Regions from separate parts of the Mus musculus genome. Here regions 2 and 3 are each linked to region 1. A link is a loop called in an ENCODE intact Hi-C map of the cell type or tissue named here. Cell type or tissue: left cerebral cortex. All regions are shown on one strand. Links, peaks and the distances in the headings refer to the core of each region. The heading gives the core; the rest is flanking DNA.

Region 1 (10,948 bases), core at 905-8,904:
TGGTCATATTTATCCCCATGCTCATTTTTTATTGCATTCCACACCTCTGGCTTCACTGAGCAAAGGAGATTCTCAGATTAAAGGTCAGAAGTGGTTTCTCTCCAGTAGCTGGTTGCTTTAAAATTAGCCTATCTCAGGTATTTACTGTAACACACCATTGCATGATTATTTAGCCTCAACTTAAAGAACTCACCTCCCACCATTAAGTTAAATAACACAGACTTCCAGAAACCTGAGAAGGGTCTCAGTGCTGGATAGCTTTAGAGAAAAATCAGAAAACCGGCTGTGAGCCCTTTTGTAATTTCTGTACTGCCTTTCGATTTTTTTTGGCTTTGTTTGGTTTCCATGGAAATTGTGTGTGTGTGTGTGTGTGTGTGTGTGTGTGTGTGTGTGTGTGTGTGTGTGTGTGAGATGCATGAGTGTGTACCTGAGGGGAAAAAAAGGGCAAGGCAAGCATAAACTCCCGAGAGCAAGTGCTATCCATCCAAACTCCAAGGAGGTTAGGTAGAATTTTAGGGTCACCAGGCATTTGCAGAAGTGACCCTAATGAATTAAGATAGAACACGAGACAAAGTTTGGATGTTATTTTCCTGCCTTCCAGGATTCTGGCAAATTTATTCCATTATCATTACAATGAAGGCTTGGGCCTCACTGATTAATTAAATGTCTCTAAGGCCCCCTGAGACACACATAGTGACTTCTACATAAGACGCCTTCAAATATTTCAGAACATACTGGAAAAAAAAAACCCACTCTGAAGATCTTCTATGTTGTTTAGGTTACACATAGTGGAAAAGAGCTTTAATTTAACGTGCATGCAGTTTGCCAGGGACTGTGGGGTAAGGTAGGAGTCTGAGATGCATTCCAGGCTTCTTGTTACAGCTTTCAAACACTGTTGTCTGCGGTGCGAGAAATGATGTTTCGAAGGGCACCCTGTCTTGAAGAAGCTTTTATTCTTTGAGTGCTAATTTAAGCACAGCGTGGTTTCCTTAGTATCAATACAGATTTAGTGTGTACTCCACGCTACTCGAGACACAGATGTGGATCTGCAAAAGCCACCTTGTTCTCTGTCGCAGAATGCTCAGTGTAGAAGGAGCTGTGCGCCTTACAGCTTGGCTTTCCCTTAGGGACAGAGATGGTTTTGGAGTGACCAAAGAGGTCACTATGTCCTTCACAATAATAAATAGAATTGTTTGCACTAAATTGTTTTAAAATTGCGGTTTTGTTTTATTCTTTGACACTTTTATACATGTCATCTTACAGTATCCCACCCCCCACTGCACCCCTTCACCCAATGTCTTCCTACTCCTGTCTTTTTAATTTTTTTGCAACCTGATAAGTTTAGTTAGGATGATGCTCGTGAGCATGACTGTCAGATTGTTTGCTGAAATGCACCAGTGTCTACACCAATGGGGGAAAAATGTCTCCCTCATCTTCAGAAACTGCCAGTAGCTCCTTGGGATAAATTGCTTTTTAATGTACAAAGCTTCGTCAGTTCTTGATTTCATGTGCTCTTCTTTAGAACCACCTGGGATTTGGGTATGAGTTATGCCTCTTAGGAAAAAAATGATTTCAGAAAAGGTAGGGCAGGTACCCTGAAGTTTAGTAACATGGACTGTGGGGTCAGGCAGAGCTAGGTTTAAATCCAAATTTCACCCTTAATTCCTCAAGACTATGGTCATGTTATAGAATTTCCCTGCCCCACAGCTCTTTTACTTTAAAGGGAAGATGTTCATCTTTACAATATAGGAATTATCATGGCATTGAGTGAAAGAAGGCTTGGTAAATGTGGAATCTGCATAATATGTGCAAGCACACAAACACAATAGTTTACAAAACAGAACTACAGTTTGAGGCTCTGAGGGGAGGCACCTTTCCTTTTTCTCTTCTTTTCAATCATCATACACAGTGTGTCCCATGCTTATATCTTGGGGAAATTAATTTGTTTTCCATTGAAACAGTCCAGACTCACTGCAAGTTGCATGTCTAGATTACTATAGGTGAGAATATTAAAGATGCTGACAGGTTTTGAACACCTACTGAGTGTTACATACCTTTACAAAGTTATGATCTCCTTATGCCCATTAAAAACCATTGCATGTATATGTGTGGGTGTTTCCTTAATGCATGTATACACACATGTGTGTAAAAGTATACTTGCCTGTGTGTGTTTGCATGTGGAAGCCATGGGTTGGCTTTAGATTTAGTTCCTTATCACTTTCTTTTTCTTTCTTGAGACAGGTTCTCTCAGAGAACCTAGAACTTCCTGTTAAGCTAGAGTTTCTGCCTAGTTAGTCCTGGTATCTTCCTGCCTCTGCATCCCCAGTGTGGGATAATAGACACAATCAATCAGGCCGATCTTTTTAAAGTCAGTGCTTGGGATCCGAACTTAGATCCTGATGCTTGCATACCAAGCACTTTACCGTCGTCCTGCCTCTCACCTGTATGTTTTTGCTCATTGCTAAGAAAAGGAACAGGAGACTCAGAGAGTAGATAATTTGCCCAAGTTCATGCATATTATATGAAGTAGGGTGCAAGAACCTCTGCTGTCCAACACCACAGCCATCTTTGCTATTGCTTCAAATAAAGGCCACATGAAAGGCCCAAGAGATAAATTTGGGCTGAGAAGGTGTGGGCTGTATTTGGTTTGGCTGCCTGCTTGAGACTCCTTCTTCAGTCTGACTCCCCAGACTATTTTGGGGCTACCATGTCATTTCAGCCCCACTCAAAGAGCCTTGCAGAATGTGCAAGGGAAAAAAAAGAAACCCAGGAAAATCTATTATTGGCACTAGCCCTTGATTCGCTATTATGACGTCCATTCTGCAAAGTGCTTATACCCTTATAAGGTTCCCAGCATCAATTTAACTGTGTTATCTCCCAGTAGATGATACAAAATGCAATCTCAGTAGCAGAAGGAAGAGAGAGGTGGGAGAGATTTTTGGCTAGGGAATGAGAGAGAATTTAAAAGGGCCTACTATGCTGAGTCACTCGGGCAAAGCAGCTTACGACCGACCACATTCAGACCTGAGCCAAGACACAGCAGCAAGTTGGGTATCGGTTAGGGCTGTGGAGATGCTCCTCATTGGGAACATAAGATATTGCAGCCAAAAAGAAAAAAAAAACTGAAGGGAAAAATGCCAACATCCTGAACATTTTAAGTTCATCAGTTATATTTTTATACAGTTAAATCAAGTACAAAAACAGAAAAAAAGAAAGTCATGTTTCCACCAGTTTTCCTTGTGCCTCCCCCAACAAAGGCTCACCAGCCGGATGCCTTAGCTCTTGTCGTCCTCATGAAAATCTACTGAGTGTTGTTCATAGACTGGGCTCTGGGATCAGAGCATCACATGCCCTATGATTCCTTGCAAAGACCAAGAGTTGAGTGCATTCGTCATTTCCATTTTTGAAGGGAGGAAACTCATGCTTAGTGGTGCTGGGTTGTTTCTCAGCTAGTGACAATGAATCACACATTTCCTGACCCCAGAAACTGATTCATTAACTGATAGGCACTACTCTTGTGAAATACATACATACATACATACATACATATCAAATATGTGGGATAGAATATCTTTCAGTTTGCAGATACCCAAATCTCACTTATTATCCAAATAGCTTGCTGAACTTAAAAGCAAACCAGTGTAACAGAATGAAGCAAAGCAAAGCAAGCGAGCAAACAAACAAGCAATTTGTACACATTCCTCCTTTGGAAAGTTCAAGCTGGACTTTGGAAATTTAAATCCATTGAGATGCCTCCTCCTCACTTCAGATTTGATCTCATTTTTCCTACATATTCAAAAGTAGCATCTTAGTCTATGGCATTGCTGGTGCACTAGAGCTGATTCTGGCTCTCCTCCTCCTATTCTTGTGCCTATTAGCTGATTAACGAGCCATGTAATTATAGCAGTAAACTAGGCAATAGGCTTTGGTTTATGGGCTGGGGACAGTGGAGTCTTGGATATTAGTGAGGGCCAGACTCATCAGGAAAGTATCTTAGGAGGTGGTAGAACCACGTTCCGCAGGAGTCATCCAGCATGCCAGACGCAGTTCTCAGCAAGTAGGATTTGAACAGTTGGGGAATCACGAATCAAATCCAGGATATTTTCAGAAAGTGCGAGAATTGCTAAAAGTGTACATGAGAATGAGATTGCTGTGTCAGGACATGAAAATATTCCAGTGGGAAGAGTCCACTATCTAAAGATGAGCAAGTGCTAGATGAATTCCAAGGGAAAATGAATCAGATTAACACAGCATTTAAACAGATTCCCTGAAGTGAGCAGTGGACATTTTCCATGGTATCCAGAGTGTGACGTTCCTTTCCCCATCTGTGGAAATGAAGGAGGCTGGTTAGAGAGCTGTTCTCCTACACTCTGGAAGCTGGTGCGTAGACAAGCTGTGTGCATGATGAGGTCCTCCTCCGAGGTGGTACACCTGATCAGATGACTTTTAGAATTTAAATGGGTGAAGAAAGGGGACCATTTAAAGATCAGCAGGTGACTGAGGGGGGTTAGGGCACACCATTCATTCATTCATTCATTCATCCATTGGTTCATTCCTTCATTTGTTCCTTGTTTGTTTGTTTATGTTGTGGACATGTACACTTGGGTTTTCAGGCTCTTCCTTTGTCTCCCCGTGTCCACGAGGTTCCCCTTTGTTCCCACTGAATCTTCACAAGCTGCAGTAGAGTCACCTGCTCAGTTCCTGCTCAGATTTTTTTTCCTTCCCTGCTTCATTCATCCTAATCCAGTTTCTAGGTTTTGCAGTCAACCCTGTGCCTTCCATCACCAAAGCCTACTTCTTCCACGTTGTAAAGTCTCCACAGCATTGTTTGTCCTGCTTCAGCTTTTTTTTTTCCAAATAAGAGGGCACTTACAGTGGCTTGCAATTTAGTTTTCACTTTTCAAATATAGAGAAAGAGGAACTCCTGGGAAGAGCATGTGAGCCCAGGGCCACACTTGGACACTGAGTTGTATGATTTTTCATGAATTTTACTAACTTCTACTTTTAACTAGGCTGATATTGAAAATGATACGATGGCTACTTATCCCTCCAGAAGGGGACTCATGGTGAAAGATCATGCCATACCTTAATTAGAAATTATTATCATTATTATAACTTTAGCCCCTAGAAATTCCCATGAATTTTAATTCACTTTAAATTAATTTATTGTATTTCAAAGGTATAAAATTTATAATGGAAATGAAAGTCCCACATACTAAAGGGTATCTGAGCCAACATGTGAAAATACTGGGTAATTTTCAAGCAAATTTGTTTTCAACTGCATTTTTGATACCAGTTCTGTCAAGTCCTCATTTGTTGGCCCTGATGGAGTATTTCAGCTGAGTTATGGCCACCTTGTAGGATCACTGGGCTAAAGGCATCTCTTCTCAGAAAGACAAGTCAATATCGACTCAGAAGGGTTGGGCATTTCCCCTAAAACACATCTGAGAATGGAAAGAAAAATTATGTCTTTTAATCGGAACCTCCTGAGAACTGACCTTCCCTAACAACAAAGCCACTGCATTCCCCAGCCATGCCAGCTCCAGCCACCACCCTGATTGAATGGCCAAGGACTAAGAGGCAGAGAAGTTTGATTTCTTTCTTTGATGCTGAGAGGGAAGAAGAGCTTTCTGGGGCACACAGTTCTGTTGCTTGGAAATGATTCTGCTAGGCTATTGCAATGGTGGCCATTGTCACTGGGAGTCCAAAGCACTCATACTAAACTCTCCTGGGGAAGATAGGGGATATTGGCTTTTTCCTCTTTGTCTAGAACAGGAAGCAATTGGGTTTCCTGAGGATCTTGTTTATAGCTCATCCCTTCCTTCTCTTTCTTCCCATGGCTTTTTCCATGTTATTCTTGCAGCAGCTCTTCTGAGTACATTCTGTGAGCCTAAAATACATTTTTATCTGTGTTTGTACCTGTTTTTACTCCCTTCTCCTGATTCCCTGCATGATATCTCAGAAGAAAAGATGTCATTCTCTCTAGGGCTGACCTCTAGAGAGAGGTCTGGACCCATCTTTCCAACACATTCTATCTTTATCTCTTTTTCTTTCTCCATTTCCCAATTCTTCAACATCTCTGCTTATTTTGACTCTATATCTATGAGCTGCCAGCAAACCATAAATTTCCCTTTCCTTTAAAAAAGAATTACTTAAAAAAATCACATGTTCCCTTTTAGATATCATTTTTTCTGTCTTTTATAGTCAAGCAACTGGAAAGAATTATGTCAACTTCGCTTAATTCATCTTGTAACATTTCCATCTTACTCCTGCTTCTAATCTTCCACTGAAACTTCTCTTCCTCAGTCCGTAACTCACCATTCAATGGATCCTGTCACTCATAACTGACTTGGAGTCTTAATCACTTGTCTCTGAAGAATCTTCTCTCCTCCTTAAAGGTTTCTCCCCACCCCACTTGGTTGGTCCTCCACACATCTCTCAGTTTCTTCTTTTATGATATTCCTTTTCAATAGGGTGCAACTTTTGTGTTTTCTTCTTAGCTTCATGTTAATGTTGTCCAAATGTGACAGTAATCAGCAGTCCATCCCACCAAGTCCTTAGCTCATTGTCACAGCTTGTATATAAAATGTACTATTTTATAGGTGAAGATACTAAACCACAGAATGTTAACATGCTCAACCCTCACAAAGCTATTATGGGCCAAAGCCCAAAGTTCACCCCATTCTCTTTCCCACTGTCAGAGTCCAAATATTACAAATTGATTCTTTTATAGAAACGTCATCTTCTGGTTGCATACTTCACCTTGGCTGGTCATAATCACCCTGTGCTAGAGAACCTAAACATGCTCTCTTCTCCTCAGGCTAAAGAGCTTTAGAAAGAATAACTATAGTAGCCACATAATGGGGTCTTCAAACCTCTCACCAACCTTCAGACGAATTCTAGCTAGATTTTATTCTTCTTGGACTGGAATATTCCTGTGGCACCTAATACTATCCACATCTGTGATCTGACCAGGGACAAAAGACACAATTATGTTCCAGAAATACTAAATTATAATCTTTGCCAATTATTGGTCACTGAACAGGTCAAACTCCAAAGCATGTCTTTTAAAAATGCTTGTTTCTGTTAAGTAAACATTTTAATTAAGCTTTTGAGAATTTCATACAATGTACTTTGATTATGTACACCCCTAACTCCTCTCCTTAACTCCTCCCAGATCCACTTGGAACACCCTACATTCCCCAAATTTGTACCATCTTTTGTTTTTAATTAATACTCATAAGCTCCAATTTCATATATTTCTGTTCATATACTTCTGGGTATGGGTATCATCCACTGGAGTGTGTGTGACCTACCAGAAACAACACACTCAAAGAAAACCAAACTTCTCACAAGCCACTAACTGTTCATAGCTCTTCACAAAGCTCTTTCCCCTTTAGGCTGGAATGCCGCCTTACTTGATCTGTGCAGGGCTTGTGTAGGCAACCGTAGTTGCTATGAGTTCATGCGAGCAGCGTTCCTGCCATGTTCAGAAGCCACAGTTTTGCTCTGGTCCTTCCAAACCTCTAGCTCTTTGAAATATTTCTGCTACCTCTTCTGTGATGATTCCTGAGCAAGGGAAGGTGTGAGATCCAGATGCCTCACTTGTGGCTGAGCACTCCACAGACACCGTTTCTCTGCACTTGGACCAGTTGAGAGTTCCCTCTGCCCACCACACAAGCACATTTCTCTGATAAAGCCAGAGAGCTGCACTGAACCCATTGCAGGACTGGTCTCCATGCTAGGTCTTTCCTGCACACGGGGCTTTTCATATCTTCTCCTGAAGTCTCATGAAGACAAAGAAAGTGACTGTGCATCTTTCAGGAATGAGAGGTATAGACTGTGCATTCTTCAGGAATGAGAGGTATAGACCATGCAGCAGCTGCCTGCTATCTCGGAAATTCCTCATCACTCTGAGCTTTAAAAATGGCAGTAGATTTTTCTTTCTACTCAGTAAAGCTCTCTGTTTGGCTTAATATAAAAATAGGTTGTAAGTGATTTGCCATTGAGTAAAACAGAAACACTGGGAACATGCCCTGTGTTTATGCCATGGCCTCCCATACTCCTAAGTATACTGCCAAATACTCCTTGGAATTTGCCAGCCTAATCTGAAAAGTGTAGCCATATATTATCTCTACTACTTACAACATCCAGGCAAGGGAAGCATATTTTGGCACAGTCCTTCAAAAAATAGGCACAGAAACTACTTGCCCAAATTTTCAAAGAATAACTTGAATCAAAACCTTCCCAGACATTTCCCAGTAAATTCTGGACTACCTTCTAAGATGATGTGAGGGAGTGTGTGTCTGAGACTCCAATGTCAATCTTCTGCAGAGCAGAGGATTTCGTTTCTGAACCTTTCTGAGCCAGCTTCATTCACGAATGCAAACAGTTTCTGTTAACTCAGCTCAAGCTCATGTGTGGCACGACTAGCGACTTTGCTGCCTGGAAGCATCTTCCAGGACCTGGTACAGGAAGGACTTCCTGCCATGAGAAAAATCAATGTTTGAATCCTCAAGCTAAACTCTCTCCCTGCTGGCCTCTCATGGCAATGTTCAGAGTCCGATCTGAATTTGGTGAGCAAAGCTGGTTCTTTATTTTTATGATGCGTACTATTATCTCTATATTGCAATGAGTTCCCTATACGTCATCGTTTATGACAGAGCTACTAGGTAATACTGTTACTGAAATACAATGAAAGATGTGTGTGTGTTCAAGTTTAAATTACTTTTTTGTAGCTAGATGGCATTAAGATGAACCATTCATCCTTTTCAGTACAACCAGTGAACGTGTGTTTAGGGTGGATCTGAGCCTAGAGGATGTCAGAGGATGGGAGGTTATAGAAATCCAGCCTCTGAGTGCTTGTCTATATTTTATTTGAAGAACCACAGAGAGAAATGTTGCTGTCCCTGAAAGTCTGCATGGTGTTTTTGGTCCACTGTAGATCTTCAAGTCTTTAGTGCCTTTCTGGAGGCTGCCCCTGAAGTTTCACTTTCCCATTTCTGAGTCCTTCCCTTAGGGTCAGCACAGTTCTGAATACCTATCAGCGTGCTATGATCACTGCTCCCATCCTGCCAGCAAAGGCAGAGCTAGTGGAATGGAGAACATAATCTCTGGGCAGAAGTAAGTAATGGCAAGCAAGGAAAAAACAAAAGGAAAAACAAACAAACAATAACAACAAAACCAGATGAAGCAGGGAGAGGAGGAGAGCCCACACTGCCTGCTTGGTTATTAGCTAAAACAGGCAAAGACAGCTGGTTTCAAAGTAACCACAAAGATAAAAATAGGACTTGATTTTCCTGCTTTTACCCTGAACTCCAGAAAAGTGAAAGTGCTTGGGAGCAAGGATCAAGTCCATTTGTTGATATGGAGAAAATTGTATAGAAACATTTTCTGTCTCTATAGAGAATGCTTAGATACAAAGAAAATAGGCTTGTTGGCATCTTGGGCAATGCACTTTTTATAACCATGGGCACAGCCATGGAAGCTCCCCCCTAACAACCAAGGAAATCCTGGAACGGAATCATCCTTGATGCTGGTTGTTAACTGTTCTCATAGGTCAGACACTAGAACACATGCAGGACAACACTGTAGGCTTGCCCTTTCTGCTGCTTTCATTGGTGGCAGCACGAAGCCCAGGGAGGAGCCCCTTGACTCTCTGTACCCCTTGGCAATGCACTGGCAACCCAGCTATACTGGGTTACCTTGGTGACTGGCCATGACCTAAGGCTTTCTACACTTTCACTGGTCTGATTGTGTTCCCTGCTGACTGAGAGTTCTAAAGAGTGAACTCAGGGAAAGGGCTTCTAGTGGAGAAATAGGATCAAGTCATGGTTTATCATTATGCTAAACTTGATGGCTTCAAGTCCACAGCACCCATGCAGTTGTAGACTTATCTACTTTTGGCAAGTAAGCTACTCTTCCTAGTTTTCCACTTTCTCTTTTATCAAAATGGTGAGAATAACTAATGCCACTGGGGTTCTGGTGATGGTCAATAAAATAGTGCATGTACTATTGTCAGTCAGTGTCCAGTAACTGTTAGCCATTGCTAAGGCATAATTAACATATCATGTGCCTTTCTGGGTATTATAATGTGAAAATGGTAGATATATTTAAAGCCCACATGATAATACACATATGTAAATAAAAAGAATTGGATTCAAGTCTGCTCTGATATTTCCTTCACTAAGCATTTTTATCGCAAAATGAAGGCTCACTAAGCTCCTTCTGTAATATACTTTATGCCCCAAATTTCCATTAACACTGTCAGCCAATAAGAATGGTATCTGAGAATCAATGGTAGCTATACAAACTGCCAGTAATAAGAGCTTCTTATATTGTTTCCTTGGCGCTCCTTTAATAAAGCAGTGTGGTGTTAGTCAGCTTCCTGTTGTGACAAAGTTCTTGAGAAAATCAACTCAAACAGGGAAAGGTTTGCTTGGGCTCATCCTTTGAGGGTTTCAGCCCATGGTCGGGCTCATTGTTTTTGGGTTTGTGTTGTGGATAGCCCTGGGGCTAATTATATTTGATGTTAATTTCATTCTCCTGTGAGTGGTTGAGAAGAAGGAATGAGTCAGCACTCAGATAATTTACTGTAAACCTGCTTCCCACCTTAATTTGTAAAATAAAGGGGAGCTGATGATTGGGCAGATAAAAGGAAAGGTGGAGCAGAAGGTGAGCGGGAGAGAGAGGAAGGAGAAAATGGGAGAGGGAGAGGATGAAGAGGAGGAGGAGGAAGACAAAGAAAAGCAGAGCAGAAGCACATGGCCTGGAGAAACCGCAAGTTCTAAGGGGTCTCATAGATGTGGAAGATGGTAGTGTAGCGGTGGGTCTGCCCAATCTAGGTGTACAGCAAATATTCATATTAATTATGTTGTGTTTTCATTGCCGGAGCATATTTGGGAGGAGATTTACTGCAACAGGTTTGTAAAGAGACAGCAGGTGATGA
Region 2 (10,948 bases), core at 1,304-9,303, 830 kb after region 1:
CATAATAGCCTTTCACCGAACATCTGCTATTTATAGAGTACAGTGCTGTGTACTAGGGATGGACATGATGAGAAATGATTCCAGCCTCTGGTGGAATCTGAGGTTGATAAGTGTTTAAAAGAAGTCTGATCCTAACCTGATAAATTAGTCAAGCTTGCTCTAAGGAGCTGACATTCAAATTAAAACCAGATGGAGAAATATGAGTTACTTAGCTCTCAGGGAGTTGTGGGGTTGGAGCAGAGAAAGCACAGAACATTCTACAAATTGCTATTACTTCAGACTCCACAATAAGATATGCCAACCTCGTCTAACTTCCCTGATGAGGAATAGAGATTCTAGAGCACTCGGAAATAAAGAATCCCAATTTTAAATGTAGCCTTAGTCATCACGTCTAATTCTATACCCAGAATGAAAAAATGACCACATCCTAAAGAGATGGCCTCTGAATTGTAAATCTTGTGGCAAGGAACTATTTCTTACAGATTAAGAGTTATCTGCACAATATCTCCTTTAGAGGCATATAAAAATTTTAAAACTGAAAATGACAAGCATAGGTTATTTTAGGCTCATAATCTTTATGTAAATTTTCTTTTTCTCTATGTGTAAATTTGCGTATGTGTGGATGTAGTATATACGTTTATGCACATATCCATGCACGCACAAGCATGTGGAGGCCAGAGATGAATGCCATGTTTTGGTGTCTTTCTTTATTATTTTCCCTTTTGTTTTTGAGACAGAGACTCTAAGAGAACTTGGATCACAGTAGCATGACTAGTGTATCTAACAATAAGCTCCAGGTATCTTTCCTTGCAACACTCTCTAGACACACTGGGGTTACAGATACATAGCACCACTTTCAGCTTATATTAAATATATTTAATACATATATAATACAGCGTGCATATTATATCATGTTTATGCCATCCTTTAGAGATGTCAGATTTTGATTTCTGTGAATATGAGTTCCAGACCAAACTATTCTTTTGAACCCTATTCCCCTTGTCTACCCATTTTAAGCTTTTGAGAAACTCACAAGTTAACTTTCCATAATTTGTTTTGCAGCATAATGTTTAGGCTGTGTCCTGGAAACATGAAAGTGGTCCTTTCCAGTCCTTTAAATATTTTACTTGTTATGGGTCACCAGAAGCTGCTAAATTTCAATAGCTTGTGGGTTTCTCAGATACTTCAGTTTCATGGCCCATTTTCCTAATTTATCTTAAAGTATTGCTTGAAATCTAAAACAAAACAAAACAAACAAGGAAACCTGTATACATGTACACATCTGACTGAAGAAAGCATGCTTATCAACGAAAGGGCGTGGCAACTTGCTTGAATGTCAAGTCCTCACTGACACATTTTGCATTTCATAAAGGACAATATATTAATGTATGATATAATATATTAATATATTCCCATTAATACAATATGTAAATAATATAATTGAAGATGTCACCATGTGAAATCCTTCTTGGAAGCTTCTACAAGAAAGTCCATGTTAGGATCTTTGCTTCCGAGGACCCTAGAAAATATCAGGGGCCCAGACTCCCTTCATATTGACAGAGAATTTTCCCCACTAAGGCTCTTTGCTGTCATCACCTTATACTAATATATTTCCTCCCAGGATAGAATGGAATATTCCAACAAAACTAAAATTAGTTTTGTATGTTACTCAAAGCATGTGTCTATGGGTCTGTATTTCAGATGGTATGAAACACCCATAAACTATTCTTCAAGCCCCCGAATGTAGTTTTGTTTGTTTGTTTTCTGGCGCCAAGTGCTTTGACTCACTTTCTTAGTGACATCAGAAAAGAAATTTTCTCCTTTGTTTTGACTTCTTGGAACATTGTTTTGCTAGGCTGTCCTTCATGAGAACATTATGTGGGTGAAGTCTACTTCAACGACCAATGAAAATAAAATGAACAGTGTAAGTACTTGAGAATGTTCATTTCGATTTATTTTAGATTTTTTTCACCATGATTACATTTCTGAGATATATTTATCCCAAGAAATGTAATTGTTAAATGACATAGTTAAAGATTCTATCAAGTGAAATCATTTTATGAAAGGTTCTACAAGAAACTTCAGGTCAGGGTCTTTACTCCTGAGTACCCTAGAAATTATCACAGGCCTAGATTCAGGGAGTGGACATTTGGTTACAAACTTGATAAACTGTGGGGCAGTTCTTCTTTCCTTTGCCATACATCTTCCACTAAAGTGGCCAGAGTATCTATCTTGCTCAGTTGTATCTTTTTTTCACCAATGGGACGTTAGCAGATGCAATAAAAGTAAAGACTTTACAGTTCCTTTCCTGAAATGCTTGGCCTGTATACTTTGATTATCTATTGAAAAAAGCATTTCTCCCCGAGAGTCCTTTGTTCTACAACAACTGATAATGGAGCCACATAGCTTTTAGTGCTCTACAGATCTATTAGTGAGAACACAACCTTTGTTAAGTATATATTACATCTATAGTAACTAGGATGTAGTGGTTATTAACCAGCTTCATTATAGCAACAGCTCCATTGATATAAGTAAATTTTGCTGTTTTAATACTGGCTGCTCTCACAATATCATCCTTATTACTCTACCTAGACAGTTGTCTATTTTGTTTTATATTGTGTTTCCTCCAAAAAACAGTAAAATGCAGTTTTAACCTCTGGTTTCCTGAATGAAATTGAAAAAACAACACAAATGAAAAGATTAGAACATTATATCATACAATTACAAGAGTGCTACTTTGATATGATTAATGTCTTTGTAAGAAAACAGGAACTTAGAAACATGGAAAGCTTATGACACATGTTGACAAAGGCAGAGGACAGTGTGATGCAGCTATAAGTCAAGGAATGCTGTCAGCACTGCTGATCACAGATGGAGGCTGGGACGAGAAAAGAAGGGTGCCTATCCAGGACCCTGAGAGGACAATATCCAGGAGGACTAGAGAGTACATTTCTATTGTTTTATTATACCTGATTGGTGATAATTTTGTCCTAGTAGCCTTGGGGAACAAATGTAGTTTTTCTGATGACTCTGGATGAGAAATTCCTTCTCTCATCACTAAATACTTTACTGTATCATGCTTCATCCCTCACTGACCAGTTATTATAGTCACTTTGTATCTTCTACTAGTCTGTACATTCATGAGACTTTGTAGAACTGTATCAGAAATCACAGCACATTGTAGCTGCCTGGGTGAATAGGTTCTTATGTGATTCTACTTGACAGAGCAGCACATACCAGTTGAGATGCTATGGAATAAAGATTTTAAATTTACTGTTATATGATTTAAAATTTACTGTTATATGATTTCATATAAGTTCTCCAGCCTTTGAGAAATTCAGCATCATTATCTAATAAGATAAGCTCAAACCTATCCAATATATTAAGATTATATTAGTTAGAGGATCTTGACAAATTTCATGGTCAAATGACAATAGTACATTCATTGTTTTATAATTGCAAATATGAACTTCATTGTACTTTGATATCCCATTAGAAAGTGGGCACTGAATTCATGTATTATATATCAGGTGTGGTACTCATTGGTCATGAAACTTACAAATGTGACTGTATGTCATCTTAGCGGGTTACCAAGGCTTGTGCTATGGAGAATGACTATATACAGGAGTTGTTCCTTCAAAGTTAATGACAGCATATTAAGTCAACAGATGAAAGCATGTCAGTACATGAAGAGCCCAGGGAAAGCTGGGAATATTTTTTTTTTCAGGTCAAGGGATAAAAGCCTAAAGTCCATATTTTCAGTTCTAGGAAGTGACAGAGAGTAAGGAGACTATGATAAGTGAAGTGGTCTCAAGTCATCACATCGTGTGACACTTGAAAGCCAGGGAGATGACAGATCTCTCAGGGTTTGCCGTGCATGGTCAAGAATTTAAACTTTTATTTAACCACTGGAAAACAGTTGAAGGATTTTGTTTAAAGGGCAACTTGAAATTTCAATACCAATTCCTTTAGCTTTTATTATAGAGTAATGAATAGTGAGGTCGAAGGGATAACAGGAAGGAAGCTGTTAGAAAGGAGACTATGACAATGATATGGCTGAAAGCAGGTGATAAGTAAGGACCAGGGTAACAATGATCACAGTTTCTGTAGCTTGAGCCAGTGCAAATGATCGCAAAATATAACGTACAACTCTTTCTACTTCTGGGGGTTGGGGCTCAGGTTATGTGTCTTATAAATATGGATATGGTGGCTCTTTTTTATTTTAGCATTTTTATATTTTAAATTAAAACATAATTACATCAATTCCCTTTCCCCCCTCCAACCTATCCTATGTAGCCCAGTTGCTCTTTCTGTAATGCATGGCCTCCCTTAGAACAACTCTCCTCTGATGCTCCTGTCCTTCATTCACCTTCCCCTTTCCCAGCTAAAGGAGACACTGCTCTGAACTCCTAACAGCAGTTAGGTTATTGAGTAGCTAGTGTTGCAGTCCTCCTATGCCTTTCCTACCTTGGTAGAAAGTGTAAATCAGAGTGAAGCTATCCTTCTTAAAATAATTTCGTGTCAGATATTTTGTCACAGGAAAAAGAAACCTAATATATTTGTCACTTCTTTTCTTGATGGTAGTCACTCTGATTGTCATAAGATAGAATATTATTTAAAGCAGCTTAATGTTTTAATTTGCGTTTGGCTTTAAAAATAATTCATGCACACATATTATGCCCATTTGTTTATCTTGCTACTATCGTTCAGAGTCTAAAAGTCATATCATACATATATAGTGATATACCCCACAAGTGAGAAACATTTATTTCATGGCTTCAAATAATAGCTTGTCAGACCCGATCTAGCATGAATGGCACTTCAGAAGAAGGTAACTCCCATCCTTGACATTTTTTCCCCCAAATGAAGGGACAGGCATTTCCATGGTCTGCTTCCATTCTGAAACTTATACAAGTAGACTATTTTAGTCTTATGTTCTTCCTGTTGTGTAACCTCAGCTGGAGAATTCTCTCTCCACTTCTTCATGTTCATAAGCATTGTACAACAAACTGCCCAAGATAAGGTATTCTTTTAGAACTTGTGAAAGAGGTTAGCCTCATAGACATTGGTACTCTTTATAACAGACAAGAAGACTGAGTTTTTCTTTGTGATTGCAATTTTTCTCATTTTTCTTTTTTAAAATAAAGCCCTGTAAATGACCTTGGCTAACTTGGAGTCAGTTTCTATGATGGTGCTGAGGGATTTTCTCTTGTATCTTTGGTCTCCTGTGACCTTGTTGCCCCTCATCTCAGGCCTTCAGTTTCTCTTTTCTGACTGAGTGGCTGAGCTGGTTCTTGTCACTGCATTTTTTTTTTTTTTGTCAGTTGTCTGAGAGATTTCACCTTCTGCTCTCTAACAAATTTCCTAGAATTTCAACTTCAACAAAAACTTTCTTCTTAAGAAAAGCATCACGTTACAATTAATTTTTATCTTATTGCTGAAATGGATGGAGACTCTTCTAAACAGATTCTTATGTAGCTCATCTTGTCAGAGTTACATTATTTCTCTAAAGCAAGGCATTCTTGATTCTCTAGCAACTACACATCACACAGTACACCTCCTGTAACATACAATGCAAAGCCTCATTTCACCCTGAACTCTATTGTCTAATACCTCACATCTCCTATTTTCCCAAAGTCACACTATTAAATGTGTGACTCTACTTCTCTGCTGCTAATTTTTCAAGCTATTTTACTGCATCACAGGTTTTTTTTTAATTATTTTTTTTTGAATCTGGCTCATATTGCACAGAACACAAGATACAAACAGAGAGAATATATCATTTTCTAGGGAGCAAGAAAATAACAGTGTATTAGTTGATATTTTTAGTCACTTTCAACTGTTGGGCCAGATTGTGGAGAATGGGAAAATGACAGATATCATATTTCTGTTCCAAAAAGGACAATAAAGCCTGTAAGTAGTTCTCCTTCAGTTAGTGTATAAAGCAGGTGTGGGGAGAAAATGAGAAACAACCTTGTGGGCTCCAGTGAGGAAACACTTCAAAAAATATCATTTGATTAAGAGACAGCCCGCATGATTCAATGAGGAGGCGGAGGTATTGCCTTGGAAAAGCGTCAGCTCAAGAAATACTAAATGCCTGTAGAAGTGTCGTGGGTACGGGGGCTAAAAACAGCTTGTGGAATGGCAAACTTTCTGAAAAACATGGCAACAGCAAGTGTCCATAAATGGCAACTTCACTTTCTGAAGATGAGTGGGAAACCACAGCGGATAATTTTTAGATGGCTTGTGTTTTATGTCAGTGGAGTGAAGTGATGCCTTTGGAGATATTAAGGAGGAAGAAAAGGTGTTAGTGACGAAGGAACACTCATGAAAATAGACCAGCACCAGGACACAGTAACCTGATGAGGACCATTCAATGACTCAGTGAAGAGTTCTGCTAATACCTGGAAAACACTACCGTTAGGCAATTAGCTAGAACAGACCCTCTTTCCTGTGAGGTGCAATGGTGAGAAACAGTGTTCTCCTTATCAGCAGGCCTTGTGACACATCATTCATTACCTGCAGGTGACAGAACAACTGTGCTAACTAGGTATCTGAAAATGAGAGGATCCGAGACAATTATATTTTCTTATTATTTTTAAGTTGTTCATATTATTCCATGATTATGCAAAGATCCTTTGTTGCCTTGAGGATATACTATGTGGCAGACTTCTTTGGGCTAATGGAGATTCCTTTATTAATTCAGTAGATTTCCATTGATGTCATCTATGATGACATAGATGATTGAAATAGGGATGCCTACAAGTCCTTGTAACCTTTGACAAATAATAAAGATGGCTGAATGGGGTTGAGCAGTCTGCAGAGTGAGGCAAAAAGTAAAAATGTCCTGGAAGTTCATCCTGGTTTTTTTTTTTTGTTTGTTTTGTTTTTTTTTTTAAATTGGATAATTTATTTATTTACATCTCAAATGCTATCTATCCCCTTTCCTGTTTTGCCTCCTTCCTGGAAAAAAAAATTGGATTTTGTGCTTCTTTCCCATTCTTTTGTCACTTCATGCACTGGATTTCCCAGGAGAGTCTTGACTCCTTGTTCACTTGGAAAATTCTTATACTTTGTGCCCCTGTCCTTTGTATTATAAAAATCTATACTCAGAATATATATATATGTGTGTGTGTGTATGTGTGTGTGTGTGTGTGTGTGTGTTTGTGTGTATGTGTGTGTATATACATATATATCATGTGTGTGTGTGCTAGTAGAATAATACACGGAAATTTACTCTATACAAGACAGTGAAAGACATTCACACTTATGCAGCACACTTAACCACAGTGAATATGACCCTTTGTAAAATATTGCTACCAGCATTCTCAATGGATACCAACTGCTATATGTAACATAGTCTATAAAGCATTGGGTGAGATTTGGGTCCCAAAATGCATAAACCATTAAGCCCACAATGCAAGGCAATATTAATTCTATATCATTTCACATGAGGCTAGAATATAGAATACAGTATTGAGTAAGGCAGATGCTCTAAGCCAAAAGCTCAAAATCAAATTTCAATTCAAAAGCAAAAGATCTTACATCTGATAAAAGTCATCTGAGTCATGCCTTTACAGAATAGGTCATGTTCAACTTGAGTTTCCTGGTTGGATATTTGATTAAGTGAAAAGTAGACAATGTGTAAAGATGAAAATAAAAATTGTAGGTTCAAAGGTGGTATCAACAGTACTTCAGGATATAGCTGGAAATAGCTGATGTTCAGTTGGGACAACATGGTAGGTTTTCAAATATTGTTAGTAAAGTCCTCTTTTAAATTCATCAAATGATAGATTATGCTAAGCTCAAAAGTATAATGTAACAGCCAAGTTTCTCTACTTAAAATATGTATATTACCATAATGAGGACTCTACACACTTCAGACACAGGATATAGAGAAACCAAGTTGGAACTCATCTGGAAGCCTCCTCCTTCAAGACTGGCTCTCATTGTATATGAAGGTGGTATATAAGCTGACAAGACACAGGAGCAACTGGTATTCCTACCCAGCTGTAAAGTGTGTGAAACACAGTAACTCCAAGGCTGGCTATATATCTCCAAAACTACAGTAGTAGCACTTTTTCCTCTTGGAGTAGCCAAAAGCTATCTAATTAGGTAGAAGGCCCACTCAGTGGGAAAAAGTCATTCTTGGAACTGTAAAATGAACCAACTGCCCAAGGCTGGGAAGGTCATAGACCCTAGAGGACAAGCTACCACAGTCATTTTCTTAAACTAATATAATTTTAAGTGTCTTCTTAATAGTTGTAAAAACAGATAGTGTAGCTTATATCACCTCTTGTCAGACAAGCTTCCTTTTGCAACAGATGGAGATTGTACTGAGATCCATAATTCATCAAAATGCAGAGAATAAGTATCCCTGGGCATTCTCAACTCCATTTGCTTCATATGCTATATCACCCTTAAACCTAAGACTTAGGGAACATCTAGAAAAAGGGGACAGAAATACTGTATGAGCCAGAGGACTTGGATGCTTCCCATTAGGTAGTGTCACCAAGACATATCAGGGGAAATGCCCATAAACTCCTAGCAGTATGGTTGCCTGAACAAGATTCATAAAAGAACACTACTAGTTAACATGCTAATGAGGATAGGAAACATTTCATAAAGTCCTACACTTAGATGGTCAGTGGGTAATGATGGTCCATGTGCTGAGAGAGGAATTTTTTCGAAACTCCTGCATAGGGTATTCAATATCAAGTGGCAGTCAGCCCTGTATGTATGTATATATGAATAACAGCAAAGGCACTAAGCAATCTACACACAGGTGTGTGTATGTCTTTGTGTGTGTGGTGTGTGTGTGTGTGTGTGTGTGTGTGTGTGCGAGAGAGAGAGAGAGAGAGAGAGAGAGAGAGAGAGAGAGAGAGAGAGAGAGAGAGAGAGAGAGAGAGACGGGGCGGGGGGAGGCATGAATTTAAGAGGAAAGGCCATACTTTCTGTTTCTTCCAGATTTTAGTGTCTTCAAAATTCTTGGTGTAGCTTGGTTTATGGAAACAAGACTTTAAGCTCTGTCTGCACTTTTCCTTAGTCTTCTTGTGCCTTTCAATACTCAAACATCTAAGTTTCAATTTCCCTCATTGGGAAACCATTCACATGGAATTTAAGACATTCTCTAATCCCGACGTTAACAGATAAGATTTAATATCTAAATTAGGTAATAGTAATGGGTCAAGAAATTAGAACTCAGGATATCTTTTGGGGAGACATGGTTTTAACCTACAATACAATGGTCTGGTACCTGAGATTCTGCAGTCCCCTTGGCAAAAATGCCTTCCTTCCTTTCCTGAAGTAATCACTTAAGAAACCTCAGTTGAGCCTTAGACTGTCCCCCCAGAGCACTGAAAAATCACAGACTCGTGCTATGTTCTCAAACAGCCTAGTCAGTGGAATCACCTAAGGTGCTCCATCCAACAGAGACCATGAGCCCCACCTGATCTGATTCAGACTCCAGGATTCCGTGCTGCTACCAAGTTTTGTGATTGATTGGTTAGGTTCTTTCTGTACACTGAGCCTGAAGTATGGGTTGCTTTGGAAACTAGATTCAATGCGTCAGGTAGAACAGGTTGAACAGTGACTATTAGAAATCCTCAGTCATCCTTTTCCTCTTGGCGGTCATATCGCGCGTATTCAGATTTCCCACAGCGCAGGTGCCTGGGACAAATCCCAAAAGCAGTTTCTAGGCTCTCCACGTCAACGAGCAATCCAATCTGTCGCCTCTGTGTTCTAAGAGCCTAGCCTAGGGCTCAACGAGAGAGAGTCTCAATCTACGGGAAGGCTTTGCGGCACAGAGGTTAGGGAAACCTTCATCTAAAGGCTAAGCTGTGTGGGGATGAGGCCAAGTGTGCCCTGCAGGTGAGATGGCTGCAAGCCTCCTTCTGACAGCTGAGGAAGAAATGGCTGCTGCAGCAGCTTCCTTGAGATTCCTCATTAGGGTTGCCTCCACCTTGAGCACACGTGTGGGAGCAAGTGAGGGAAGTTAGCATAGGCGAGCTGCTGGCCTAATGGGCGGATGGGCCGCAGGGGAGGGAAGGCATGCTGTTGGTGACTCAGAGTCAGCAAGAGTCAGCAGGAAGTTGGATTTAAGAGGTACTGCCGGGTACTTTTCCATCCTCCCTCCTCCTTTCCTCTCTCCCCACCAAGATCCCGTGGTCCAGGATGCCAAAATGCACAGGCCAAACACAGCTTGCTTTCTAGAGCTGCACAAACCGTTCTGGCTGGTTTGAGCTGGCCAAAATAAAACCACTGAAGCATCTGTCAGAGCTCAGTGAATAATGTACAGGGCTGCTTTTGCAGGTGGTTGTTTTAACTGATGGCATGGACCACGTGTTTTCTGACCAACAACCACCTACTATTTTGCACACCTCTGACAGCACTGGGTTCCTGTCATGACAAGTAAAACAAAACAAAACAAAATAACAAAATGTATGATAAATGATCAGTTTAAAAATATATGACACATGCCATTGGAAACTTGTAGCATATTTTGGAAGCAGTATCCCATTTTATAGATGAGGAAACAAAGGCTCTTTTCCTGTACTGTTGGTAGACTGTAGAACTCTATCTTCCATGTTATTGTGTCTCTCTGGTAAGCCATGAAGTGATTGATAGCTAGGCCAGGCTCCTTCCCACCAGTCTCCCCATGAGAGACTAAATATTGCTGTGCATCCATCCCTCTGCACTCGGTCAGCTCCGATTAGTTTCTATTTGTTTGGTCTCGTGTTTTACACTCATTTACAGTGGCTTCTGCTTTCTCTTCCTAGTTTATCATATCATTAAACAAGCAGGCAAAGTAAGTCTGCAATCAAACACTTGCAATTCTATTGCTGTCCTAACCATGATAAACTGTTTCATTTTCCTATTCATTTTCTTATTCAGGTGAGGGTGATAATAATTAATCAAAAGATAGCTATGAGTGGCCTATAAACTCTGA
Region 3 (10,948 bases), core at 2,030-10,029, 62 kb before region 1:
AAACATCTTAGTCCCTAGCAGGAACTATGAGGCTGCAATTACGTTTCAGGCTGTGCTGGTCCATTTTCTTCTTCTCCATATCTGTAAACAATATGTTAGATTTTGGAGGTTTGTCATAGACTGTGTGTTTTGGAGAGAGTGTTCTCCATCAGAGCATCTGTAGTACCACAGCCAGTAACAGTTAGGAAAGGCAAACTTATGAAATGGCTTCTAAACACAGTAAATCCCAATCTAAACAATTTATAACGTTTCTTACTCAATAACTCTTAGAAGTCAGCTCATGCGGAACTGTTCTAAACAAGTTAAGAAAGAAGTAAGAAATCCTCCATTGGGCAATAAACCGAAGTGAGTACAAGAGTGTGCAGGTAACGAGCCTCAGAATTCAGTGGGGTTAGATATTTATTTCTGGAAAATTCTGTACGGATAGTGTCTGAGACATGACAACAATTATAACAACTAAAATTGTATAAGAATTTTCAGGTGAGATTAATAATTACAAGAAAACTTTGGCATTAGAAAGACACAGGTTAAAGCCCAGCTTTGCCACAGTGGCTGAGCCAATTTAGCACAATTGTCTGTCTAAAGGATTAATCAGGTTCCTTATGTTAAGCTATGAACACTGACAGGCTTTGCCTAGAGAGATTGTCATGGAAAGGATTCATTGAGGTGCAGTAATTTGGAATGCTCACTGTATTAAATGAGACAAAATCAGGTTTCACTATTCTTTCATTTGATCCTAACACGCTGGTTAAGTGTTGCCATGCTCCGTTCTATGATTGTGAAAATGAGACTCTAAAATGAGAAGTAACCACTTGAAAGCCATTGGCTGATCAGCAAATCAAAAAAAAAATCATCCTAAATTAGTGTTTGTGGCCACTGATTTTGAGGCTCTCACCTATTTCGAAGAGATGTAGTGAGAACTTCTTAGGAGAATACATGTGCAAACCATCTGTAAATGAAATGAAGGCGTGTGTAACACTCATTACACAGGAATACTTGGCTTCCCTTCCTCCCACTGTCCTTCCTGCCTCCAGAAACAGTGGGATTACAGACCTGTGCCATCAGGCTAGGCTTAGAACCAGGGTTTTAAAATGAGCTTGTAAGTCAAAAAACTTTAGGTCTGAAGTTCAACTTTTCCACTTAAAATTTACTGTGTTTGTTTGGGCAAATTACTTAAACTCCCCAAGCTCTAGTTTCCTTGTTTATATAATTAGAATATAATCTGTCTCCAAGAGTTACTTTGAGGGTTAAATAATATATATCAAAGGCAAAGCAAAGAGCTTAGTACATGGTCAATGTAAGACAGATGTTCCCTCACCTCACAATTTCTGTCAATGTTCCTACAGTGTAACAATGACAATATCTAAGAGTTTTCAGACAGTTGAGTTTGTTAAAGATTGTTAGCTTTCTGAGGGTAATATTACCTAAGTTAATAGCCCGAGCTTAAAATTCCAAGATCTGCTTTGCAGGGGTGGCCATGTTGCAGATCAAACCCCAAGACTTGATGCATGCTAATCAAGCACTCTACCACTAAGCTATACCCTACCCATGCCCCTGGAACTTCCTATCCTTTTCACAGGAGGACTAGATTTCTAGAGCCATGGAATTGTGCTGCTGCTGATACTAAAATTATGCATTAGGGTCATATGGAGCTCAATTGAAGCACATATTCCACACCATGGCTATCTTGTCAATTGGCCTTTTACACACTGTGTAGCTTTTCTAATGGTAAAACTGATTTAATTTTTTTCTGCCAATGCCAATTTCCTTTGCCAGAAAGGAAAACCAAATGGCTAATGTTGACATTGGCTAAATTCACATTTCTGAATCAATGCTATGTTAATAATTTCCTCCCACATGTTCTGTTGTCAAATGTGTAGTGGATCTTACCCAGTAGTATTTGCAGACTTTATTACAAGCAGAAGCTAGACATTTTTGTATTGTATGCCAATGGTTAGTTATTTCAAAATTATAGCAATCATTTTGCTGCTAGATTATCCAATATATAAAAGTGCATATATTTTTATATCACAATATATTACATTTTATATTATTATAGCTATATGTAATGCAATTGTTTTCCTTTGTAACCATAAACTTTTTATTATCTTCATTTAGAAGTAGTATTCTGAAACGAGTTTACAAAATGGTTCATCAGACTGCCAAGAGTCTATGCCACAAAAATGGCTACAAATCCCATGTTAGTTCAACATGTCATAAAGAATAAGAGCTTAATTCTTTAATATTGATTATGGAAGTCATTGGAGAGGAAGAGGTTCTCAGAGGAGGATGAAAGTGAGAGTCAAGGAAATCATGGTTTTCTACTAAAGTAATTAGAACTATCGAGCATGGAAGGCAGAGATCATGGCCAGGGAGAAATGGCCTGGAGAAACACCCACAGAGAGCTCCTGTACAATCCCGATTCTTTTCTGCTTCCCTGATTATTTCTATATTGCTATACATTTCCTCTCTCTTTTGCATTCATCTCTCCAGCCATGCTTTACCCTATTGGCTTCCTGCTTAGGTGAACACTCATGAGAACACTTAATTGGGATATTTCAGTTTACAGAGCTCTTAATACTTAGAGACTGTACATATTCAATATATTTCTGTGAACCTGAAGAGATCTCTGTCTTAACTTCCCTTGGCACTGATATAGTCTCTGATGGGGTTTCTAGGTATCACAGCACTTGATACATAGTCTGGCACTAAGATCCCAATGTTTTTCTTCTGCTGTTGGGCTCTGCTTCCTAGTTTGGAAAGGGTATATGCATTCACTCAGAGGTTAAAAATATTGGAAAGGTCATTTCTATTTTCCATAGTAATCCAGAGAAATGGCCTTTTCAGTTTAAAAGATCTCATATAAGACACATTTTTCTACCAGCTTCAGGTTGAACTGTTAAATTTGGAATTACAAATTGCTAAATGGCTTGCTTGAAGAAAATTTCCCTAAGGTTTATTCTTTTTTTAAAAAGTTTATACTTTGAAATGTATTTTGCCATTTGCCTAAAATAGAATTCAAGAGTGATGTCTGTCATCCTTAGTGCATCAGAAGTTATTTTAAATATGGCATCTTTATAAAAGTCAATAGCTGCCTCATCAAAGGGCAATCATGTCCAGTGTGGGTGGCTGTGCCAATTGTTTTTGAACTACTGCAGCAATCCAGCCAATCGCAGGGAATGGCTTGCAGTCTCTCGACACCCACATTTCTTCTTAATTATCTCCACGAGGCTGAGTTAGCTAAGGACAGATCTATAGCATTTCCTGGATGTCCAAATGCCCACACACCTTCTGCAGGCTTTGAGTTACCAGTTCTCTTTCATGTTTCTCCTGGCTAGACCATCTAATTATCTATTAGCATGTACATATAATGCATTATTTATAAGAACAAGACACTTTCAGGATGCAATATCTTTAATTTTAAAAAGAAATGACATAAAACATAGAACATGTATGTCACAAAGAAAAGTGCCCTCAAATTTGACAGTGGGAATTCTACCACATCCTTCCTTTAAAATAAATCTAAACAAATATAAGGTCATTCATTGTTCAATTTAAACTATCATAATCATCATTTTTGAGAAAAAATGGTAAATTCCACATCCAGAGACCTCCTATGTAGGTCCCAAATCTGTTGTCTTTAAGTTTTATTTAAATGTATTTAGAAAGTAAAAAATTAGTGATTTAAAATTCTAAATCATCAAAGGTTAGGATAAGTTAAACTGGATTTCTTGTGAAGAAAGGGGAAATAGTTACAGTGCACACAATTCTCCTATAGTGCTCGGTCATGACCCATGGGTCTCACGCATACCACCAAATGCTCTACCTTTCAACTATCCCTGCTATCTTTCTACTATTTGTTTTGAGACAGAGAACCATTAAATTGCACAAACTGAGTTTAAATTCATTCTGCAGGCTAGGCAGGCCTTGAGCTTGTGATCCTCATACCTCATCCACCTCCAGGTTGTATATTGTACACTAGTCAACCATGACACTGAAATAGACTTTAGAACTTATCCTGAGAACATTGTTTCTGTACTATGTGCATGGAAACAGAAACTGAGTTGACGTTTCAGTTATTGATAATGAGTTGAGGATAAAGCTTGAACTATGTCTTTGAACCCAAGTCACTGTGTTTTCTTGAAGAAAGTACAAATCCAGATGTCTTTAAGGGGTCAGATTTTGTCACCAGCCTATAGGTTCTGGCAAGATAAGGATCATTCAGTCTTGCTCATGGCTGAATCTTCAAATTCTGACATAGTTTGGGACTCATAATTGATTAATATTTAATACATATGGAATAAAATTATGACTGTTAATTTTCTGCAGAAATATGCTGGGAGCAAATGCCATCATAGCTCACTTAAGATAGGCAAACACTATCTACCAAGGTAAACAAGTATCCAGGAATCCAAAACCAGGATGAAATTCCAGAGGGTTGAAAGAGAGCAAGCCAGCATGAACTCATGCATCGGATATGGGCTGGACTAAGTGACCTCTGACAAATGTCTGGCCATTAGATTCTCTGACTCATGAGTAAAAGTAATGTACTTCTTGGCTTTGACCTATCTTCTGTGTTTGTTTTTCAGGGGAATTAGTGACTGTGACTTAGCTAGTGTGTCAGCCACAGGAAGATTCCTGTTTTCTTTGAGCCTCCAACTTTGAGAGAGGGAAAGAAGAATTTAGGAAGGCAAGGTCATGGGCTGATTAAAACTTTCCATTAGTTCTGCCAAATTTGGGGAGTATTTGTAGATCCCTTTTTTAAAAAATTAGATAAATCAAAATAGGAGAAAATGATGCCTAAAATACCCTCAGAGGCCTTAGATAGGTCTGAGGGGCATGGTGGGCACTGAACAAGCACAGTCCTTGAAACTGGAAGAGACAGACTCCGAGCCTTCAGACCGTCCACTGTGGTATGTCTCTGCAGCTTGGCACCGAAATTCCCTGTGTAAGAGGCCATGGTGATCCCCACCCAACATAGCCCATCTGGAAATCAAATGAAGAAACCTGTAATGAGTTGTCAAAATTCTCCATGAAGTGTTCTTACTAGAAAATACAAATAAACTGTGCGCTTGATTATAGAGAACTCCTTACAGGATTCTTTTTACAGTGTTGGAATGGAAGAGAAAAGAGAGGGAGGAAAGATGGGGGTGGGGGGAGTCAGGATTGGCAAAAAACCAAACCAAACCCAAACCAACAAAACCCCCAAAAACCTTACCAACGAGAATGGAGGCAGGATAATTCAGTATTTTGACCCAAGTGTCAAGTTGGGGCAGGGGCGTCACTGCTTATAGAACATGTCTCCTTTTTCTAGAGATACTTGTGAAAGGAACAGCTCTACATTCCCAACTAAAAGATGTAAGGCTTTATGGTCTTGATATTATGCTCAGTCTGAAGTCAGAAGGGGAGAGAACATTTTATTGTTTAAAAATTTAATCTTCTCCACTTAAGGCAACCCCCTCCACTTTCAGAGCACTCAGTAAGTGGTAAACGTTCACTGAATGCTAATGTTTATTTTATTATTAACTACTACACAGTGTTCTTTATAGGGATTACAGTATGTAATTTTAAGAGATTTGCTGCTTGTTAAACTCCCACTAGAAACACACACACACACACACACACACACACAATGCACTGACAGATCAGCAAAGAAAGACACTAGCAAAAGAAAGATAATTTGAGATACTTCTGAGGTAGCAGTTGTAAAATTAAAATAGGCAACTCATTAAATTATCCATAGAGTGAAAAGAAAGCTACAAAAATAGATATTTTTCTGGCAAGTCAGTGCTGTTCAGAACAAATATAGTTTTCAGTCAGCAGAGTTTTTATATCAGATGATATCAGTTCATATTTGTTAGGATCACTTGCATGGTTGGACTAGTTTGCTCTAATTAAAAGCAAAAAATTACGTAGAAGAATTTATTTAGGAAGAAAAATCAACACTTCAATAAGACATCATTTTAACTTACAGACTGTAAACAATACAACCAAATGAATGCTATCTGAGCAATTTGGAACATGGTCCCCAAGATCACAGAACTTTTTAAAAACTAAATAAATAAAACTCCTTTTGTAAGTCATATTTTAGTTTCAACTGCCTCAATTCAATTTTCTGACTTTCAGTGGCTGCTTATCTGTTTTGTGGTCACCCAGGCTCTTGTCTCTTTCTCCCTTTGCTGGTGTTGATACATTGTTTCTTATTAAAGTTTCCCCTAGAGGACAGGCCAGGAAAAGGAAAGACCTAAATTCACCAGCTTTTTCTTATTAAGAATTTAAAGACTTGGTAGGGGAAGTGCAAATGAAAGCAGCGGCTTACACAGGTTGATCCCACTTCTTTTCAAAGCTTCTCTCCAATTTACACTGATAGATAACTGACAATATTTAGCAAGCCAATTAATCGCTTGCTTAAAAAAAAACACAACAACCTTCATTTCCTGCCTTGACTGTACAGATGAGATGATCTTTTTAATTAGCAAGGACTCTGGTTCAATCAAGTACAAATGCTGCATGTAAAAAGGATGGTATACTGATGAGGCCCATTTCTGGAGTGGCAGTTTGCAGAGCCTATTCAGATGTTCTTCTCTGTCCTCCAAAAATTGCTGTGTTGTGGGTCTTAATGTCAAGGATACTGGGAAAGATTCTGGCAAGATGCACATCATATTTTCATCTAATTCAGAACTTATATATTTCACTGAGGGAGATAGACCAAGGTAAAAATCTCACCTACAGTGTTAATATGCAAGACCAGGGGCTACAAAAGTAGGCTAGATTACTATTAAGATTATAAGGTTAAATGTCTCTCTCTCTCCCTCTCTTCCTCCCTTTCCATCTCCTATCATCTTTAATCTTCTGATTCCAAAAAGGGCAGTTGAAATACCTTTGCTTTTGCGTTAAAGAGATCTATGTTAATACATAAAAATAGTGAATATCAGGGGCACCATTCTTAAAGTGACAGTGGAAACCATCTTTCCTTACAAGTCAAGGATGCTTGGGTGTAAGAGGATGACGTGACACTTTTGAGGCTTATTTAAATTGTTAAAAAAAATGGAGGTTAAATAATTAGGCTGGTAAGTATTTTTTCTCCTTGTCGCCCAGACATGATACCTATAATTTCCTCTGTTCAACTGTCAGACAAATTGGCAAGTGGACTAAAAACAATATTCCCTTAACGAAGCGTTCGTCTAAAGCCCTAGCAACTGTATTAGGCAGCCCCAAGTATTCACGAGCAAGGCATGGCGCGGGAGGGAAACTCTGCAATTTAGAATGACAGATGATTATTTTTTTCTCTATCCATTAAGCTTTCTCAAAATGTCATAATATTTACACCTATTCCTTGGTGAATTAGATCCAAAGACAGGCAGACAGAAAGAAAGAAGGAAGGAAAAAAAAATCCCTCCAACTGGTTGCCGCTGGGTTGGGGAAAAGCAGGCGTTGCACCTTTAAATTTTGTCCCTTGGTTCTCTGTCCCCGGCCCCCCTTCTCAGGATTTTGCAATAAATCTCCCAGTTCTGCGTTCAGCCCTGCAGATCCGTATTTAAAACAGCACCATCTGGGAAGGGTGGGTGGCGATGGTGATGCGGGCGCCTTGGAGTTCCTTTGCAGCACGCTTGGAATTGCATCAGACTGATCCGAAATCCCCCCGCCCCCAAGCCCTGCCCCTCCCGCCACGCTTCCCTCCCGGCCCCTCCCCTCCGCTCCTTTCGCGTAGATCTGACTGAGAAAACGCCTGGATCCCGGAACTGTCTGTGCCCCATTCGCTGCAGGCTTGATCCGTAAACCCTGCCCTACGCTCCCTTTGTGTGGCGAACAGCCTATGGGCAGTCATCTGATCCAACTGCCTGTTTTTCATTCTTTCTCCACCCCCCTCACCCCCCCAAATTTCCACAATATCCTAGCATCGTCTATGAATTCATCATTTCCACCTGCGCAGAGTTGGGATGCTTTCGTTCATTAAAATAATCTTGAGTCTTGAGTTTTGGAAATCTTTCCTTTTCCCCCCAATAACGCCCCTCACCCGCATCCCAAGCCTTATCCGGGGAGGGGTCCCAAGGCACCAAGCCTTACTCCGAAAGCTGCGGCAGGGCAAAGCTCCTGGCCTGAACAAAGGGCGGTGGAAGCGGTGGGAATGGGGGGTTGTAAGAGTGTGGAGAGGTCTTCCCCGCCCCCCGCCCGGGGGCACGCAAGTCCCTGAACTCCCGGAAGAGAGGCTGGAGGACAGCGCAGTGGCACGCTCCGGGCGCACCGAGTCCCCTGGGGGCGCAGGCGGGGGCAGGGGAGTTGGAGGAAAAGACTGGGCGGCTCCCAGCCGGAGTCTAGCTTATCTCCAATCCCTCCATCTTCACTCCCTGCTAGGCTACCAGGCCACCCAGGTAGTGGCGGCAGCTCGGCGGGGAGCCCGGGCCCTCCACCCGCGTCAGTGGACACAACCTCGCTTGGCTGGGCGGTCTGCGCGCCCCGCTGATTGGTGGCTCGGTCCTGCCGCCGCACGGAGCTAGGAGTGTTCTTCTCCACCTCCACAAACCACCCAGGCCCCCTCCCCGGGCCGTTCCCGGGCTCTTCGATCTAGAAAGGACCTTCCACTCCGGAGCGGAGCACCCCCCTCCTCCCTGAGTTACCCCGCCTGACTCGGACCTGGGCTCAATGAAGCATCCGGCCCGGCAGGGAGTGGAGCGCAGTCTCAGCGGCCCCCCTTCCCTTGAGAAGCAGGAGCCCTCCAAGCCAGCACCCGGAACTCTCGGGGAGGGATGATAGAAAGGGGTAAAAAAAAAAAATCACCCAAACATAAAGAACTATCCATCGAGGATCGTGAGGGCGATGGAGAGGTAGAGAGAAAATGAGGGAGGGATGGAAGCAGGAGGAGGGGGCGGGGTGGAAAAGGGGGGCGGGAAGGAGGTAGGGAGGGGGGAAAGAGAGGGAGGCAGGGATACCGAGAGAATGAATCCTCCTCACTAGAGGAGCTGAAATTACCTTGATTCATTTTTGTGGGTATTTAGCTAACCTCCGTCCCTCTCCCAGCTTCCACCTCCTCTTTCCCCACTGCACATTCCCTCCATCCTCTTGTTCTAAATGGTACAAAGTCAAATCTTAGGAAATCGAATGTTGTGTAAAAAGCTTCATAATTAGTAATGAATCTACTGTACACGCACACACACCACACACAAGCAAAAAGAACGGAAAAGAGGGAGGGAAAGGGGGAATGAGAGAAATCTTACATTTGAATCAGATATTTGCAGTTCCAAGTTAACTAAACTCATTATATCCGCAGGAAGATTGAGCTTCCTCCACCTCGATTTGCCCCAGGTTCTCACCTAGGTCAATTTAAACTAGCCAAATACCAAGAAACAACCATTTCTCATGCTCTCTCTCCACTTCCTCCTCTCCACTACGCGTCCTTTCCGGAAGATCGAGTATCAAAATAGCTCAAGAATTGGGGATGCAGGGTCCCCGCCCCGGTGCTTACCTTCTTTGCGGCTTACACCACCCCGGTGGCTAGATCCTGGTGATAAACACTTGCATTTCCCAAAGTTAACCCAGTATACCAACCCGGAGCTTGCCAAGAGTCTATTCCAGCCTACACCGCTAGGAAGCCAACTTCAGCGAGCTCAATGAGGGGACCAAACTGGGGCTCGCTCTCCAAACGCTCCGCTCCAAAATCTGACTCTCTCTCCAGCCCCGATCTCGGTGTGAGCCGAACCTCGGAAAAGACGCTTTTTAAGGGCGACACCGGGTTGGCTTGACAGCGAGGAAAAGAATACCTGGATGAAGTACTACCACCTCGGACAAATCCGCTGGCTCTGTCCAAGGTGCTGAATGGACTCTGCTCTCCGGGATCACACACCCGGCGCAGGAGGAGGAAAAGGTTAAAAAAATATTCTCTAATTAAGTGGTACTTGATATTGCTCTAGACGGTTTCTTCCACTTCCTTACGTTTTGTCACGTGTGGATGGCTTTGCCAAAGCCATCCTGTTAATAGTTGATCACATGTTGATGAGACCCTTTCCACGTATGCGAGCATTACCCATTTCATTATAGATAGACACTTCTGACTTATTCCTCTCGCCCCCAACTCCACCACTATCCTCACCTAAACTCTTAGTCTCTAACCCACTCTTACCCTCTCCACCCCAGCCCCAAACTAATAACATTATTGTTTTTAGATTGAAATTAACCCCCTTGCGGATGTCAATTATATGCCCACATATAAATCATACAATATGCTCACACACCATACAGTAAAGCAAAGGATGGAATACAAGACGGTTGTCAGACAAGCATCAGCTTTGAACAGCCAGTATAACAACCCCCTCCAGTTCCAAGTTTGTTCCACGCAGTTCCCCACTGCTGTGTTAAATCTCAAATGATTCCAATTAAACTTGCAGTGGGTAAACCCGATTCCCCTGGCCTGAATAGCTGCTGTTCTTTGGCGTGTGAAGTGCTAGGAAGAGCCATGATATGCCTGTTGTTAGGCAACATGTCAAGATTTTTCAATTATAATGCACGGTTTATTGCTACTCACCATTGTGGCTTTGCTGTCCTGGAGACTCAGTGTCTTAAAATCTTGTCTCCCCAACAGATGCAGGAAGGTAATGTGTCTTGTTTGAAGTCATCATGTGAGAAGTTCGGCTTTGCTCAGTGGATCGCCCACCACTTGGTGTGACTTATGAATCTAATAACCCTTCGCAATATCCGCAAAGCTTCAACTCTCATCCACCTTGGCGACTACAGAAGACAAAGCAACTGGCATCGATGTTGAAAAACCTATAGATTTACGCAAACGCCCTCATTCTGAGAGACACGTTTCCCTTTGAGTTCTTACGTGATTCTAATGAATGAGCGAGGTTACCAATGACTGTCCAATTGCCCTGCTATATAGCGGGCGTTTCCTGAAGCAGCTTTCTCAACGCCTGTCACTGAGCCCTAGCACAAAAAGTTCCCAGAGAAAGTG

Evidence for each region. A loop is a pair of places that touch in the nucleus more often than their neighbours do. Peaks named below come from ENCODE experiments on the same cell type or tissue, not always from the same donor. Only the 100,000 strongest peaks of a DNase experiment are listed, where the experiment ranks them.
Region 2: a loop joins it to region 1, with 23 times the contacts of the local background. A loop is called at or near these places in 2 of 42 quality-filtered maps.
Region 3: a loop joins it to region 1, with 8 times the contacts of the local background. A loop is called at or near these places in 4 of 42 quality-filtered maps.

The regions. Positions count from the first base shown.
Region 1 is chr2:109,611,831-109,622,778 of GRCm38, reverse strand. No RefSeq gene overlaps it. Among named protein-coding and RNA genes, the nearest start is that of Bdnf, 76 kb to the left of the region's middle. In left cerebral cortex, for the core only: no CTCF peak of the experiment used is centred there; DNase peaks (open chromatin) are centred at 2,862, 4,192, 8,137 and 8,331; H3K27ac peaks cover 1,549 bases.
Region 2 is chr2:108,784,538-108,795,485 of GRCm38, reverse strand. No RefSeq gene overlaps it. Among named protein-coding and RNA genes, the nearest start is that of Gm39905, 91 kb to the left of the region's middle. In left cerebral cortex, for the core only: no CTCF peak of the experiment used is centred there; DNase peaks (open chromatin) are centred at 6,122 and 7,969.
Region 3 is chr2:109,674,911-109,685,858 of GRCm38, reverse strand. It overlaps a transcript of Bdnf not described here. Among named protein-coding and RNA genes, the nearest start is that of Bdnf, 13 kb to the left of the region's middle. In left cerebral cortex, for the core only: CTCF peaks have their summits at 6,222, 7,518 and 9,582; DNase peaks (open chromatin) are centred at 7,574, 8,504, 8,964 and 9,543; H3K4me3 peaks cover 3,092 bases; H3K27ac peaks cover 2,854 bases.